Linked DNA regions of Homo sapiens: region 1 is linked to region 2. A link is an interaction called in ENCODE POLR2A ChIA-PET data of the cell type or tissue named here. Cell type or tissue: Caco-2. All regions are shown on one strand.

Region 1 (2,500 bases), 180 kb after region 2:
CCACTCCTGGCCCTCATTGTGATTTTAATTTTCATTTCCCTTGTGTCTTACGATTTTGAGCACAATTTCATGTACTTATTGGCCACATGTATATCTTTTTTTGTGAAGTGTCGGTTCATATTTTTTGTCAATTTTGTTGTAATTGAGTCATTTGTCTTTATTAAGTTGCAGAAATTCTCTTATATCCTGTCTACCAGTTCTTTGTCAGGTATGTTTTACGAATATTTTTTCCCAATTTGTAGCTTGCCTGTTTGTTTTCTTAATGGCATTTCTCAACCCAGGAATCTGGGGTTTGTTTGTTTTTTTTTTTTTTTGGAGACGGAGTCTCGCTCTGTCGCCAGGCTGGAATGCAGTGGCGCGATCTCAGCTCGCTGCAACCTCCGCCTCCCAGGTTCAAGCAATTCTCCTGCCTCAGCCTCCTGAGTAGCTGGGATTACAGGCGCCCGCCACTACACCCAGCTAATTTTTGTATTTTTAGTAGAGACAGGGTTTCACCATGTTGGTCAGGCTGGTCTCGAACCCCTGACCTCGTGATCCACCCGCCTCGGCCTCCCAAAGTGCTGGGATTACAGGTGTGAGCCACCGCGCCCGGCCTGGGTTTTTTTTTTTTTTTTTAAACTTTTTATTGACATATACATAAAGTACCCAAACACAAGTATACAGCTTGGCAAATTCTCACAAACTGAACACACCCATGTACTAGAATTTGGTTTAAGAAACAGCATTTCTGGCAAGGGTAGTGGCACATGCCTATAATCCCAGCTACTTGGGAGGCTAAGACGGGAGGATCACTTGAGCCCCAGAAATTTAGGGCTCCAGTGAGCTCTGACAGAGTGAGCCCTGTCTCTAAAAAAAAATACAGAGCATGGCCGGGCGCGGTGATTCATGCCTGTAATCCCAGCACTTTGGGTGGCTGGGGTGGGAGGATCACGAGGTCGGGAGTTCGAGATCAGCCTGGCCAATGTGGTGAAACCCCGTCTCTACTAAAAACACAAAAGGTATCCAGGCATAGTGGCATGCTCCTGTAATCCCAGCCACTCGAGAGGCTGAGGTAGGAGAATCGCTTGAACCCAGGAGGCGGAGACTGCAGTGAGCCGAGATGTGCCATTGCATTCCAGCCTAGGCGACACAGCAAGACTCTGTCTCAAAAAAAAAAAAAAAACCAGAGCATTTCCAACACACCGTAAGTGCCCCCTCATGCTTCCTTCCAAGTACTATCTCTCCCCAAAGGTGACCATTATCCTGACTTCTAACAGCATAAATTAGTTTTGCTTGTTTTTGTGCTTTACATAAATGGAATAATACCATAACTCCTCTTTCATATCTGGCTTCTTTAGCTCAACATGTTTTTTTAAGATTGATCCACATTGTTGAGTATAGCTGTAGATCATTCATTCTCATTATCACGTAGCATTCCATTATGTAACTACACCACAGCTTATTTATCCATCCTACTGTTGACGGGCATTCAGATTATTTCCTTTGGTTATTATGAAAAGTTTTTATGAATATTCTTAAACACATTCTTGCTAAACATATGTTTACATTCTGTTCGGTATGTACAGTCATGCATTACTTAACAACAGTGATACATTCCAAGAAATTCGATGCTAGGTAATTTTGTCATTGTGCGAACGTGATAGAATGCACTTACGCAAACCTAAGTGGTGCAGCCTACTACACATGCAGGCTATGTGCTACAGCCTATTGCTCCTAGGCTACAAATCTATACCGCACGTTGCTGGACTGAACACTGTAGCCAATTACAATGCAATGATAAGTATTTGTGTATCTAAACATAGAAAAGGTACAGTAAGGCCAGGCACGGCCTGTACTCCTGAGTAGCTGTTGGGATTACACCTGCAATCCCAACACTTTGGGAGGCCAAGGCGGGAGGATTACTTGAGCCCAGGAGTTCAAGACCAGCCTAGGCAACATAGTGAGACCTCATCTCTACAAAAAAAAAAAAAAAAAAATCAAAAAATTAGCTAGGCATGGTGGCGCACACCTGTGGTCCCAGTTACTCTGGAGGCTGAGGTGAGAAGATTGCTTGAGCTTGGGAACTTGAGGCTGCAGTGAGCCTTGATCCCACCACTGCACTCCAGCCTGGTTAACAGAGTGAGATCTTGTCTCAGATAAATTTATTTATTTTAAAAAGGTACAGTAAAACCATGGAGGTACAGTAAAACCATGGTATAAAATATTTTCTTTTTAATTATACACCTGTATAGGGCACTTACTATGAAGGGAGTTTGCAGGACCGGAAGTTGCTCTGGGTGAGTGAGTGAGTGAGTGGTGAGTGACCGTAAAGGCTTAGGGCATGACTGTGCTCTACTCCAGATCATATAAACGCTGTATATTTAGGCTACACTAAATTAATTTTTAAATTTTTTCTTTTTTTTTTACTTTTTCTTTTGAGATAGAGTCTCACTCTGTCACCCAGGCTGGAGTGCAGTGGCACAACCTCACCTCACTGAAACCTCCGTCTCCTGGGTTAAAG
Region 2 (2,500 bases):
AATATATATAAATATATATAAATATATATATAAATATATATATAAATATATATAAATATATATATAAATATATATATAAATATATATATAAATATATATATAAATATATATATATAAATATATATATAAATATATATATATAAATATATATATAAATATATATATAAATATATATATAAATATATATATATAAATATATATATAAATATATATATATAAATATATATATAGCACCAGTTTATTCCCTACCCACCCACTTCCCACTTCCTGTTCTCCACCCTGCCACATACGTAGGTAACCACTGTTATTAATATTCCAGGGTATCCTTCCAAGGTTGCTTTATGAATATGCAAATAACTGCAACATATATCCTTATTTTCTGTATGTTACACAGGAGTTCACATGCCCTACACCAGGAGCCAGCAGACTTCCATAAATGGCCAGACAGTAAATATTTTAGATTTTCTGTGACATATGGTTTCTGCAACTACTCAGCGGTGCCATTGGAGAGCAAAACCAGTCACAGATGAGGAGGGCAGCTGTGTTCCAGTTAAACTTTATAGATGCTTAAATTTGAATTTCATATCATTTGCTCATGTCTTGAGGTATTATTCTTTTTTTGATTTCTTTTCCGCCATTTAAACATGTGAAAACCATTGTTAGGTCATAGTCTGTACAAAAACAGTCAGTGGTGGGATTGGGCTGTTGTGCTTTCACTTTTCAGTGTATCTTGGAAAGCTTAACTTATTGATGTAAAGGAGCTGCCGCTGTGTTTCCAGGGCCTATTACCCCATTCTGCCAGCAGATCCTTGTTTGTTTAACCAATCCCCTACTGAAGGACACTTAAGTTGTTTTCATTCTGTACAAACTATTTTGCTATTACAAAATAGTGCTTCTGTAAATAGTCTTGTTCATGTATCATTTTGGACATTTACGAGTGTCTTAGGTCGGGTCCCCTAGAGGTGGGATTCCAGTGTGTGTGATTTTGCGGGGGAAATGCGAAAGGAAAGAAGAAAGCAGTGTGGGAAAGGGGAGAGAGCCAAGTAAAGATGTGGTCCCAGGTAAATCAAGCTTTGACCTGATTGAGGATAGAGCTTACAAAGTTGTTTCTCCTTAAGGCCTGGGGGCCCAGGCTTTTGAACTTCCCTTTCAGGCAGTCATTGGCTGTGTGGTCATGGTGGTGGGAGGAGCTTCTCAGGTGGTTCCCATCAGCCAAGAGCATGGCTTGGAAGAAATCACAGGTATAAGCCTTTAGCTGCTACACTTGCAGATACACAAGCCAGAAAGGGGACCAGGGCAGGGCAGCAACACCTACCACAGAAGGTTTATCTGCAGGATAGTCTTGGAGGTGGAGCAGCAGGGTCAAAGCACAGATGCATTGGGATGTGGATAGACGTTGCCAAATTGCTTTCCAGAAGGGTCATGTCAATTTACATTCCTGCCAGCAGCATCCGAGAGCGTCTGTTTCTGCATAGTCTCACAAATGAGTATGTTATTAAACCTTTGGGTTTTTTTCTAATCTGATGGATTAAAAAATGCTACCTCAGCATAGTTTTCATTTGCACATCCCTTACAAGGAGAAAGGTTAAGCATATTTTTCTGGGTTCAAGAAATATTTGTATTTTTTTTTCTGTGACCTGTTCATATTCCTTGCTGATTTTTCTTTTAAGGCTGTTGGTCTCTGACATTTCTGTTTCTAGGAACTCTGATATTATGGAGACTCATCTTTTCTCTCTGATACGAGTTGCACATATTTTTCCCACCATGTCATTTGTCTTTTTACTTTAAGGTGGGTTTGGCCAAGCAGGGGTTTTTGATCATAGAATTGTTTGGACAAGTAAATGATATATTAGCTAAAACACTTAGCATGATACCTGCCACCTGATAGGCATTGAATTGGAATGATTTCCCTTCCCCCCTCTCCCCTCTAATCTGTGCTTTACCCAAATGGTGCTTATTCTTCTTCAAACATGGCCTGTGCTTCCCACCTCCATGCACTTCTTATGTTATTTTTCTTTTCTTTTCTTTTCTTTTTTTTTTTCTGAGACGGAGTCTCACTCTTGTCACCCAGGCTGGAGTGCAGTGGTGCAATCTCGGTTCACTGCAACCTCCACCTCCCAGGTTCAAGTAATTCTCCTGCCTCAGCCTCCAAAGTAGCTGGGATTACAGGTGCCCACCAACACGCCCAGCTAATTTTTGTATTTTTAGTAGAGACAGCGTTTCAGCATGTTGGCCAGGCTGGTCTCAAACTCCTGACCTCAGGTGATCCATCCGCCTCGGCCTCCCAAAGTGCTGAGATTACAGGCTTGAGCCACCGTGCCTGGCCCTTATGTTGTTTTTCTAATCTGGAATGTCTGCCTCCTCATTTTGGGTCTGTTAAAATCCTATCTATCCCTGAAGCTCCCTGGATCCTTCTCCTAGATATGGTCTGTATTCTATCTGAACTCCTGTACCTCTGCTCTCCAACACAGTCCATCGTGGGTCCTAGTTATGTGTACAC

Evidence for each region. ChIA-PET counts read pairs that join two places held together with the same protein. Peaks named below come from ENCODE experiments on the same cell type or tissue, not always from the same donor. Only the 100,000 strongest peaks of a DNase experiment are listed, where the experiment ranks them.
Region 1: POLR2A ChIA-PET joins it to region 2 with 8 read pairs; 3 of 35 experiments call an interaction of 5 or more read pairs at or near these places.

What each region holds. Positions count from the first base shown.
Region 1 is chr14:74,379,511-74,382,010 of GRCh38, reverse strand. No RefSeq gene overlaps it. Among named protein-coding and RNA genes, the nearest start is that of VRTN, 32 kb to the right of the region's middle. In Caco-2, no CTCF peak of the experiment used is centred here; no DNase peak of the experiment used is centred here.
Region 2 is chr14:74,561,754-74,564,253 of GRCh38, reverse strand. All of the region lies in intron 3 of LTBP2 (latent transforming growth factor beta binding protein 2), which reads left to right. Among named protein-coding and RNA genes, the nearest start is that of LTBP2, 49 kb to the left of the region's middle. In Caco-2, no CTCF peak of the experiment used is centred here; a DNase peak (open chromatin) is centred at 1,213.